3 separate regions of the Homo sapiens genome follow, and all the other regions are linked to region 2. The links are chromatin contacts, found by Hi-C or POLR2A ChIA-PET in ENCODE. All regions are on one chromosome and are shown on one strand. The core of a region is the stretch at or near the end of the contact, and the rest is flanking DNA. Distances in the headings are between cores, read along the strand shown. Region 1 overlaps FMNL2 (formin like 2). Region 2 holds the start of MMADHC-DT (MMADHC divergent transcript). Region 3 holds the start of FMNL2 (formin like 2).

The links. Hi-C counts contacts between places; a loop is a spot of excess contacts on that map. ChIA-PET counts read pairs that join two places held with the same protein, here RNA polymerase II (POLR2A). Pooled maps may share reads with other maps.
Region 1: a loop to region 2 is called in a map of naive thymus-derived CD4-positive, alpha-beta T cell, with 16 times the contacts of the local background. The contact joins the enhancer-like site here to the promoter of MMADHC-DT in region 2. A Hi-C loop is called at or near these places in 1 of 168 maps with a recorded cell type or tissue (naive thymus-derived CD4-positive, alpha-beta T cell) and 3 of 50 pooled maps. POLR2A ChIA-PET finds 5 or more read pairs at or near these places in 1 of 52 experiments (activated CD4-positive, alpha-beta T cell).
Region 3: a map of naive thymus-derived CD4-positive, alpha-beta T cell shows a loop between it and region 2 (7-fold over the local background). The contact joins the promoter of FMNL2 here to the promoter of MMADHC-DT in region 2. A Hi-C loop is called at or near these places in 1 of 168 maps with a recorded cell type or tissue (naive thymus-derived CD4-positive, alpha-beta T cell), 1 of 37 single-sample maps with no recorded cell type and 7 of 50 pooled maps.

The regions. Positions count from the first base shown.
Region 1 is chr2:152,405,883-152,409,571 of GRCh38, forward strand. All of the region lies in intron 1 of FMNL2 (formin like 2), which reads left to right. Among named protein-coding and RNA genes, the nearest start is that of FMNL2, 73 kb to the left of the region's middle. Within about 2 kb of position 1,554, at least 21 of the 41 ENCODE cell types and tissues checked have a DNase peak (open chromatin) inside an H3K27ac peak, as active enhancers do.
Region 2 is chr2:149,586,043-149,590,073 of GRCh38, forward strand. It overlaps MMADHC-DT (MMADHC divergent transcript), which reads left to right and starts at 1,316. Exons shown (of 3, transcript NR_110240.1): 1 at 1,316-1,808. MMADHC (metabolism of cobalamin associated D) reads right to left here and starts at 1,733. Exons shown (of 8, transcript NM_015702.3): 1 at 1,622-1,733; 2 at 1,047-1,107. The coding sequence starts at 1,055. RefSeq lists enhancers at 944-2,143, 1,460-1,779.
Region 3 is chr2:152,333,873-152,337,988 of GRCh38, forward strand. FMNL2 (formin like 2) reads left to right here and starts at 1,302. Exons shown (of 26, transcript NM_052905.4): 1 at 1,302-1,848. The coding sequence starts at 1,732. RefSeq lists silencers at 1,102-1,751, 2,262-2,361.

The DNA of each region.
Region 1 (3,689 bases), core at 304-2,803, 2.8 Mb after region 2:
AAAACTACATATATTATAACATAGTAAAGTCTTTAAGAATACATGATATACATTGAGTTGTTATTCAGAAGCTAGGGGGATGTAGAAGAGTAAGAATTCTTCTGATTTTCAGGACATTCTGTCATAATTTAGCCTTAAGACAGATTTTGGGCAAGGTATATATATCTCTTGTGACTACAAAAGGAGGCTGGATTAGATTAGTTTCATTTGTTGTTTCAGGCTCTGAAATGTTATGATTCCCTATGTCTATAAGTGTATGCTGCACATTTTTTTCCTTCAGTAGTAGAGAATGTCTGCAATGTGGTTAAATCCTTATTCTTTAATTCCAGTATTATAGAATATGGGTTCCATGTAATTTACATTCATGTTGTTTTTCTTGTCAAAGAGGGAACTGAGATAGTTATCTACTGTGTTCAGTAGCATTTTGAGTGGGGAGAGAGAGCTATAGTGTAAGCTTGAACTTGAGCAGACATTAGCACTCTGTTAGGTTACAATTGGTGTTAACAGTAGAGAAAAGAATCAGAGGAAGAGGAGGAAAGAGACTGGTGTGTGGGAGCTAAGGCCCATTATTTTGTTATGGGCTTCTTCCCCTTTTGAGTGACTTAAATGATGTGATTGAAGATATTTGATAGCTCCATCAAGATGGTAGTCTCAATTCCTTCTACAGCCCACACTTTCTCCTCCTAGATTTGAATTGTTATGATGGTAGCATAATTTTTGACAAATGATGTTTGTGTGGAAGTGTACCTTTTATCTGAGTTGAGTCATTGCTTTTGATATTATCACCTCCATTTTACAGATGAGCAAATTTAGTCTGAGAGAATGGTTAAATTTAGAATTTAACCATATGACCTTCCAGGCACCACGTACTGTTCCACTTTAAGTCTAAGACGTTTCATTTACATTTTGTTCTTACTGATTTAGAAAAGTTTATTGTTTTCATTTTCTCACATTACTTCCTGGTGCCTGGCATAGGACTATAACTGAAACATTTTTATAAATGATTTAAAGGTATTGAATGTGATGAACTGGAAAAGAAGAAAAAAGCTTCCTGAGTCACCCAGACTTCATCCTGGCTCTGTCACTTTGTAATCTTGAGAGGAAAGATTAACTTCTCTAAGCATCAGTTTTCCCACCTGAAAAAGTCAGGAAAATATTATTTTCCATACTGGGTTGCTGGGACGATTAGAAACCGAGCATCTGAAAACTCTTTGCACAGTGCTTAAGGTAATTAATGAGTGTTTGTCATTATACTTATGTTGATGTTAAATTAACATCTTAAAGAACTCTAAAATATTTTTCACTTTCTGTTTTTGTTTTTTTTTTCTTTCCCCCTGAAGCTTCAGAATGTCATTTCCTCTAAATGCCTGCCACCCTCAGGGAGTTCTAGTAATAGGGTGAACATAACATCAATGGAATATGAGGAGTTACTATTAGCAGATGCTATTTGTTTCCCTTTTCATTTCTTTTTTTACAGTCGTTTGGGAGAAACCCTTCCAGCCCTGGGCGATGCGGTGTGTCAGTGTCTGCCTTTCTGCCGACTCCTGACAGCGCCTCCCTTCAGGGGTGTGGGTGGAGCTCTTCATGCCTGCCCCTCCTGCTCACATTTCTCGGTTCACTGGAAAAGTCCCCAAATCTTTTTGTCTGCTCAGTTGTGGCCTAGTAGCCAGAGTGGCTCGTGCATTAAACGAAGAGGAACCTATGTTTCTTCTCTTTTCAGCATTTTGGCTGAATTTTGAATTTTTATCTGCCCCATTGAGTCTGTTGGCTCTGGCTGCTGCTGTACCAAGCCCTCTTTCTGGTGTTCATAAACCAATGAGAGTACAATTTCATGGCCTGGGTCAGGCTTGTTTGTTGGTTTCGTCTTAATTAGAAGCAAACCTCTTTGTCTTCCCTTTTCTTCATCTTCCAGGGAGAAATGGATTTTCTAGGCTGAGCAAATTAATCATAGTGGTGTCTAATAAAAAACAATCACCACTGCAGTACCTGGCACACAGTAGGTACTCAGTAGCTGAAAGAAACAGTTCCTGTAGCTCTTCCAAGGTATCCAGCATTTTGTGCAGGTAGGCTGGGGGCTGCTGAAGGATCTGTTTGTGAAAGACGAGAATTAGCTTAAGTAACTTGGGTTGGAAAAGTCACTCTGCCTTCTGAGTGACATATGGGGGCTGGAAGGTGGCAGAGAACAGGGTTGGAGAGTTTCTCTGGTAGGTGGATTAGTGTTGTTCCCAGCTCAGAATAAGGTACATATTTGAAAGTTACTTAACACAGAGCCTTGGATTCTGCCTGTAGGATAATAGATATTGAGTAGTTGTGATAAGTAATCATATGTAGCACTTAGGTCTTTTTATCTTCAAAGAACTTTTTTAAAAAAAACACTTTTAAACACAATGAATTCTACCTTGTATCTTTATCGTAGCCCTAATGTTCTCTTCTGTGTCTTTGTCGTATTATGTTTCTTAGGACAAGTGAGTAAGCTTTGTCAATTGGTTTATAAAACATTTATGCATTTAAAGCTTCCAGGGAGTGAGAATTGAAATTACAGTATCTGGGGCTTCATATTTGCTGGCAAACTGCTGGCTTAGCATTTTCTTCCCTCTTGTCTGTTTTTCCCAAGCTATAGCAGAGATTAAATGAAATTTAGGAATTGTGTGTGAGATTTTGTTTCTCCTTGAAATACAGATGCTCCTAGACTTACGGGTTTTTTTTTGCCCTGATAAACCCATTGTAAGTTGAAAATATTGACAATATTGTAAGTCAAAAATGCATTTAATATAGCTACCCTATGAAACATCCTAGCCTAGACTACCTTAAACATGCTGAGAACACTGACATTAGCCTATAGTTGGCAAAACCATCTAACACAAAGCCTATTATAATAAAGTGTTGAATATCTCATGTAATTTATTGAATACTGTACTGAAATTGAAAAAACAGAATGGTCGTATGGGTACTGGAATTATGGTTTCTACTGAATATATATCGCTTTTGCACCATTGTAAAATTGGAAAATTGTAAGTCAGGGACCATCTGTAGTTCTGTCAGGATGGGTGAAATGCTTGCTGTGCAGTGCATTGATTTCTAAAGTCAATCCTTAGCAGATACTTTAAAACAACAAAGAACTAGAAGTTTCCTGGTTAAGAGGGAAGAAGGGTTTGCAATTGGCTTCATAAATTTCTTCTCAGGCTTTTAAAGTTATGAGTCAAGAACCTTCGAAGCAGTGTTCGTAGGTGCATCCTTTCCTTCCTCACCCCATATTTCATTTATATAACAAGATACTTCAAAGATGCTCCAAAGAAATAAAGACAGTATAATTCCAAATGATTAGCTCAAATCCGACTGCCACATTCAAGGCTTAAAAAAAATTCTCAATTGCTGTGAGGGATTAGAAAAATGGCAGCTGGCAAAAATGCCTTCAGTATAAAGATGATAAGACGCCACTTATTAATTCTTTATATAAGCAATGGTTTTTTTTGGTGAGGATATGGAGAAAGGTAATAAAATCATGGTCTCTGCTGTGGGTAAAACTAGTTTGAGAGCCCCTCCCCTGCTGCTTTTTTCAGAAGTTTAAAAAGGAGGTCAGGAGCAGAGAGTTAGTTTCCCTGACTGGGGGAAGTTAAGGAAAGGAGTGTGAGTGAGGTCATGGAGAAGGCATGGTGAAGTTTCACAGTCTTGTGGATAAGTTTCCCATT
Region 2 (4,031 bases), core at 66-2,565:
ATTCACCATAGAACTTGGCCAAGACTAGTAATCTATTCTTATGACTTGTCTCTATAGTCACACTTTAGACTTAATATACCATGTTCAATTACAGAAATAGCATCCTGGCTAAATGCTGCCATATAAATCTTCCTAGCACACAGCTCTAAGTGAATAATCACAATTTAAAGAATGAAGTCTAAATTACTGAGTTCGGCATTCAAGGCTCTCATTTACTTGGTACCAACCTCACAATTCAACCTTATCTCCCACTTATCTCTTTCATGCAGCTTACATTCAGGTTGGCAGGCAGCAGTCACTTTTCAGTTTTTCAAAGGGGTAGGCGGGTTGGGGAGTTCTTTGAATATACCTTCCTGTCCTTCCCGCTCATATTTTAGACTATACAAATCCCACCTATCTTTCAAACCTCAAGTTAAATGTTTCCCTCATGAAGTGATCCCAAACTCCTCTCCACAAAGACTTGAATCTGCATTGCACCTTCGTGTAGGTTCTAAAAAAAATTATTACTTTATACTTTAATTGTAGCTGTTTTTATATATGTCTTATGACCGCTACATATGAATTCTATAGATAGGATGTGTCTAATCACTGCAAAGTTACAGTCAATAAATATCTCTGGTGTGTGAGAGTATCTCCTATTCTTATTTTGTAGGATTTAGAAGGTCACTTCCAATATGGAAACTGTTTTAAAAAAAAGAAAAAAAGATTAAAAAAACCCTTCAGTTTAGCTAACCCAAAAGCTAAAAAAGGGCCTAAACATAGATTCTAATATTTACTGAAACGCTGTATTTAAAAAATACCGAAAGGGTGCTTGAATTTCCACATCTGTACAAATGAAATTGTATAAATAAGTGTATTTGCAGTGCAAAGAATGCTACCATCTTCAAAGCATAACATAATTTCACACCACTTGCTTCCCTTGACATTTTTGATACATTATATCTAACACTATACCACCCAATGCCATCATAATTAAACCCGTTCTTTCATTCCTAACATTCCCAAACGAGTTTACTATGCTGATTCTTAAGAGATAATTTACTCACATTGGCCATCTCCGCTGGAGAAGATAGTTCGCAAAATAGCTTTCCTTTGGTAAAGTTATTTCTGGGAAAGAACACAACAAAACAGACGAGTGATCGATTAAACTCTAACAACAGACAACTGAGGTAACGTCCACTCTTCGAAGGTGTGTCGTCCACCACGTCAGGACCAAAGTCCAAGCTCTCCCCGTACCCTAAGGAGGCCAGAACTCGCCCCCATGCCAGGCACAGATCCCCCAGCCCGGAGCCGGCAGTGCAGCTCAGAGCCCTTCCGGTTTACAGCCGCGGAAAAACAACTCGGACCAGATCCGGGAGGGGAATGGGGGCTGGGTGGCCAAAATTCAGTCCAGAGGATCGAAGCGGCTGCTTTAACAGAAGTTGGGGCTGCGTAACAACAGCTCCAAGCAAAGCTTCAGGCTGATCGGAAAGATGAGGAAGCAGAAAAGAGACTAAAGACAGACGGACAGGATGGCTGGGGACAACGACAGGGACCCAGTGAAAATACGGGCAATACCGAGGGCTGTAACCCTAACACGGGCAAATTTGGAGGGGCTAACATGGGCGGAAACCATCCGTACCAGTCACCACCACTGTCTCCAGCTGTCCCAGAACCGGACTCTTCCTGCCATCAAAATGGCGGCGGCGACGGCAGCGGTGGTAGCACCTACGCTGGCGGTGAGCAGGCAAAGGAAGTTGCTTCCGAGCGCGTCGAAACGATGATGCGCACGCGCAAAGTAGGCCTACGTGGAGCCGACCTGCCATTGGGTAAACGCAAGGGAGGAGAAAAGGTGGGGCAGGGGTGATTTGGGTGGATGGATAGGAGGGCTTCCGACCTGCGTTAGGCGGGTCAGTTAATCTTCAGTAACTCCTTGATGCGTTTGATAGTCCTCCCAACTTAAGCCTTCCTTACTGCCTCCAGGAGATACAGTCTTCTGTTCTTTTTGTCATAGTTGTTTATTTTTCATGAATCGCTGTTTTTGAGCATAGGGCACTTACCTCTTTCTGTGTCCCCAGCCCTACCACAGTGCCAGGCTCTCAATATGCTCGATAAATATTAGGCGATTGATTTGTAAATCGTGTATCATTTTCATGTATCTAATACTTTTTTAAAAATTGATTAAAGCCCATAAGCCCATATTTTATTCCAGATGTCCTTAGTTTTCGACCTGGTATTCTTTTCCATTCCAGGATCCTGTCCGGAGTACATCACCATGTCTTCCAGGCTCCTCTGGACCGTGACCGTTTCTCAAACTTTCCTTGTTTTTGATAACCTTAATAGTTTTGAAGCGACTTATTGGTCATTTGGTCAAATGTCCTTCAATTGGGTTTTGCCTGTATTTTTCTCATGCATTAACTGAGGTTATGGGTTTTTCTTGAGTTAAGAGGTAAGGTAAAGTGATCTTCTCATCACATCACATCAAGGGTATATACTATCAACATGACTTATTACTGTTGATGCTAACCTTTATCACCATTATTACAGTGTCATACAGAAAAGTTTTATAGTTCTACAAAGATCCCCTTTGTTTCATCTAGTAAGCCCTTCCACCTCCCTATGTAGGGTTTGTCAGGTTTCTCCACTGTGAAGTTACTGTTTTTCTTTTCCTCTCCATACTATACTATTTGGAAGGACATCTCTCTGTGCAGCCCAAACTATAGGAATGGGAAATTGTTATACTCCACCTTTATGAGGACAGAATATCTTCATGAATTATTTGGAATTCTTCTGCATGGGAGATTTGTCTGTACTGCATTTATTTATGTATTCAATCATTTATGTCAGTATGGACTCATGGATATTTATTTTACATTTTGGGTTATAATCCAATACTACTTTATTTTGTTGTTCATATTGGTTCCAGCTTTGGCTATTGAGATTTCCTTTAGTTGGCATTTGTGTCTTTTTGACAAACCCTCCTCGTTTTATGTTTATTGATTTTTTTTCTTGAGCATTTTCTTAATTTCTATAAGTTGCTCCAGGCTCATCTTGTATATTCCCTGCCCCAATCCTAGAATCAGCTGCTTCCCCAAAAAGCCAAGGGTACTTTTAATGGAAAATGATATTAGAAATCAAGATTTGGACATTTGGGATGTTGTTGCTTCTAGACACTCTCAGCTGACAGAGCAAGGAAATATTTGTGGATATGCTAACCTGACTAAATACGCATATCTGTAAGTATTTATATATGTATCCATCTGTATCTTTGACAGCTACACAGGCGTTCTAGGTTCAAATACTAGAGCTGTTATCTTCAGTTCAATTCCAGCACCATATGGATCATTGCAGCCTTCTCCCCTTGCTTGTCTGTAGCCTTCCACTCCAGTGTGAGACACCTGGCTCTCATCATCTGCCATCCATTTACCTAATTGTTCAATTCCAGGTTACGTGTATAATGGATTCAGAACCGTCAACCCGTATTCAGAGTACATGTATAGTTGTTTCTGAACTGTTATCAGGTATACCTGTGAGAAACAGATTTACCAATTAGAGTACAATGCTTATGTATAGTTCTTTTGCTTTTAATCTTATAGATTCCACTTATTTTCAAAGTTACTGAAGTCAGCAGCCCTCCCTCCTACCTCTACCCGGCCTCAGTGAAGTTATTTTATATGCTCGTAATACAGTTGTAATCTTTTGCCACAATCTGCATTACTCCTGGGATTCTTTGAGTTCCTAAGATTTTTTAAAAAATCTTCCTCCGTTTAGGTTCTGTTTGTGCAATCCTCATAATGCACATTTATTTTTTTCTTTTCCTGTACATAATAGCAGACAGCTGGTCAGTAGTGGGATAGAAGTAAAAATTTTTTTAACTTCAAATTTTCTTTCTATGGGGTTTGACAAATCCATACATAGTGTCATGGATCCACCATTATTAGAGTGTCATACAGAAAAGTTGTAGTTCTAAAAAGATCCCCTTTGTTTCATCTAGTATTAAACCCTCCCACCTTCCTATACCTCTAGCAACCACTGATGTGTTTACCATCTCT
Region 3 (4,116 bases), core at 52-2,551, 2.7 Mb after region 2:
TTCCACAAATAGTTCTTGGGCGTCTACTATGTTTAAAGTATCTTGAAGTTTATAAAGATGAATGAAATGTCCTTGATTGAATCTTGGTGTACTACCTTGTCCAGAAACACTTGCTATTTACTAAAAGGATAACAACCTTACCTGCATATCAAAATCACCTGGGGAGCTTGTTGAAAATACACCGGCCCAGGCTTCGGCTCTCAGCTTAGGGAGATTCTGATAATACGCAGAGCCCAAGGTGTGTGTAGTTTTAACAAAAAGCTTCCCAAGCGAATCTGATACACATCTAGGATTAAGAAACACTGCTTTAAACTAAGAAAGGACTAACTGCAGAAGTTCAGCCACAAGTCAACCAGATGTATGCCCTTAACATTCACATGAGCAGTTGGCTAAAGTCTCTTATAAGGCTATTTCTATTTCCGAGGTTTCAGAACGGGTAGTTATAGTCTGAAATACACCCCAGAGGACAGAGTCAGGTCCAATCTTTTCTGTAAGACACCTTGCTCAAGACTGCTGTGAAGGAATAAGAGAGCTGCAGCCAAAGATCATCCCAAAGTCTCCCAGAACACTCTATCATTATATCCATCTCACATGAAATATGGGTGTGTACATTTTTTCCTTCACTAGATTGGCAAGTATTCCAGCGCAGGGCAAATCTCTTTTTTCTCCCACCAAGGAACACAATATCCCATACATAATAGGTGTTTGACAGGTTTTTTTTTTAAATTGAATTGAATCCTTACCTAGCTCCTAGGGTCTGACTATATATACCCATAAATTATACATCTGTTTATAAAACATTTCAATCACACCAAAGAACATATATATGGAAGAAAGAACGATAAACAAGCACCCATGGACCCACCCCCCCGTTTATGAAACAGAACTTTGCCAGTGCTTTCGAAGTTCCTTACTGAACTAGATCTTTTAAAAACAGCAACGATTTTCTGAATTTTAATCAGAAGGCATGCATTCCTTCATTCATTGATTCGATTCCGTCATGGTCAGACCCGCCTACCAAGTGTCAACATGATATACACGATGTAAGTATTCCACTGTTGGGGTGAGGAGGGTCAAAAGTGACAATATGCTATCTCCAGAGACTACGGATCGCCTTTGCTGCAAATGGTCCCAACCCGGCCTGGCGCTCTAGAGCAGGCGTGGTTTCTGCGCGCGGACACTTTGGAGAGAAACTACGCGTCCCGGCAGTCCGCGGGGCGAGTGGGCGGAGCCGGGCCGGGGGCGGGGGCCGGGCGCCGGGCGAGAGGTGGCATTGTGTAGGGGAGCGCGGAGCTGCATTTGTCTGCTCCAGGTGCTAGCCAGGCAGGCGCAGCCGTGGCCGGCTAGGGCTGGAAGTGTCAGCGGCGGCCGCGGGCCCGGCAGAAGGCCGAGTAGGAGGGACCACGCGCCGGGGGCCGCGATCTCTGGCAGGGGGCGGTGTGCCAGCGGAGCACCATGCACATAGGCGCCCAGCGCCCCAACTACCCCTCCCGAGGAAAAGAGGCCGGGGCCGCGCTGGGGCGGCGGAGAGCATGAGGGAGGCCGGGGGGCGGCTCGGCTTGGAGCGCTGCTAGGGAGCGGTGCGCGCCGCACACCCGCCTGGGCGCGGCGGAGGGCGGGGAGCCGGGCAGGTCGCGCCTGCGGGCGGCAGCCGACCGCCGGGAGCTGTTCTGATTTCCGACGCGCACGCTAGGGGCCCGGAGCAGCCCCCGGCCCCGGCGCGCCGCCGACATGGGCAACGCAGGGAGCATGGATTCGCAGCAGACCGATTTCAGGGCGCACAACGTGCCTTTGAAGCTGCCGATGCCAGAGCCAGGTGAACTGGAGGAGCGATTTGCCATCGTGCTGGTAAGTGCGCGGCGGCGGTCGGGCGCGGGGACCCGGGGCCCCGGGCCGGGCGGCGCAGCTGACCCCCGCCCCTCCCCTTCACCCCGTGCCGGGAGCGAGCCTCCATTCCCGAGGGGGAGGCTCCCGCTTTCCCCTTTGTGGCCCCCCAGCACTCCTCTTCACCCCCCTGGCAGTCCCCCGCGCTCAGTCTCTCGGGGTCCCGGGATGGGGATGGGGGCTCAGGGCCGGCTGCCCAACCAGCCTCGAACCCATTGTCTGGCTGGAGAGGCACCTCACGGCGCGTGTGCCCGGGAGGTGCGGCGTGGGCGTGAAGAGAAGGTGGCGCGGGCTGGGAGGAGGAGGTGGCGAGCCGCTTAGGCTTTTTTTTTAAAAAAAACAAAACAAAACAAAACAAAACAAAACACCCTGAGCCCCTGCGGACCATCCCTCGGGCGGCCAGCCCGGGACCTGCGAAGTCCCCGGCAGATGGGGCGCATGTGGCCGGCCGCGGGCGCCGCGCCGGGCGGTGAGCGGAGGCGAACTTGGAGGGCTCACGTCGCGGCTTGGCCAAGGGGAGCTTCCCCGAAAGGGAAAGCGGAGACCCACAGCAGTGCGGCGCCCCGGCCCTTGGCGAGGAGCAGGGGCATCTGAAACCCAGGCCGGGGAGAACCTCAGCGCGTTCCCTCTAGACTTAAATCTTAAACCACAAAAATGTGGAGTTTTGCGGGGACGTGTTGCGAGCTGTCCTGACTGCACGGGCGACCCCTCCCCTCCTCTTGCACGCCCAGCCAGGTCCCCCGCTCCCTCCTGCATTCCGCTTCTCCCAGCTTTCCAGCTCCTCAAATCCAGGACTCTGAAAACTCCCCTCTTTCTCCCTTTCCTGCTGGGACAGTGTCTGGGCCCCTCCCAGCCGAGGCTTGTGCTGTGAGCTGCAGAGGGTGTGGCGGCTTGCCCCAGCCAGGATCTGGACTGCTGTTGGTCCCCCAGACTACCAGTTTTAGTGTCCCAGCCTCTTCTAAGGGATGTTGGGAGGGACACACACAGGCGAGATTGGGCTCATTCCTACTCCTGACACTTGGACACTTCTCTTTTCCTAGTTGGTTACCTCTAAACTCCACAAGACTAGGCAGCAAGGGAAACTCGTGATCCGGGCAGCCAACGATTGTGCCTGCCTGCGGGTTTTCTTTTCTTCTTTTGTTTTCATGAAAACTTAGAACTTTGGCAGAGGACTCGAGTTCTAGATCAAAAATCGGTTTTCTGAGGTGTGCTCAGCTACAGGACGTTCAAATTGCCTGCCTTCAGGCCTTGAAAAAGGAATGGTTTGGTATGGGAAGTGATGTTCTGGATGGCAGGTTAGCTGTGTGCTCTTTGGGAGAACTGAGCTCTCTCTCCCGCCACCTGGAAACTCTGGTGTGGCCGTCGGGGAGACAGATGAGGTTGCTTGTGTTGCTTTGCATCTCCTGTGATCTCCCACAGCTGCTCCCACCGTTGTGCAAGATGGGACACTGAAATGAAACGGCCTAGGCATAACTCTCAAGGCGGCCTGGGTGCATACTTGACCTGCTTTTCCAGAGACAAACGTTTTTCTTCAAAACCCTCTTCCTACTAGACATATGGTTCTTACCTCCTGGCTCTGGCTTTTTTTCCTCCTGGCTCTGGCTTTTTTGTTTTTCCATCCATGCTGTGGTGCTCTGTGTGTGTGTGTGTGTGTGTGTGTGTGTGTGTCTGAATACTTGTGGTGGAGGAGCCAGTGACACAGGGAAACCAGTGCAGCAGCCATAATAATAACAATAATGCAATTAAGTTCTGCTTGACTAGGATAGCATTTTTTTTTGCTTGAGCTTTCATTTACCCTGCTGATTAATAACACATGGTGTGAATTAATCTTTAGAAAAATAATGTCCCATCATTAACATGGTGGATTTGTGTTCTTGTTAAGGCTAGCAGTTGCAAATATAGTATTTAGACAATTATGATTGTACATCCCAAGCTTCTTGGGGCAGGGTTGTTGTGGCTACTTTTACACTACTGTGTGTCGCAGTTACTGGGTGCAATTCCTTTTAAAATTGTTTACAATATTCTAAGCCTCTCAATCAAGAAACAAAAACAATACCAGGCTGACCTTTTATTGAGTAGAGACAAAGCTTTTGGGGGACCAGGTCAGCTTGGGAACCCTCTTCCTAGGGACGCATTTGGACCATTGATGCGTTCCTTGTCCCAGGTCAGCTCCACTTGCTCTTTGACAATCTGTGAGAGGAGTTGAAACCTTCCAGATCATCTCCGTGGGCC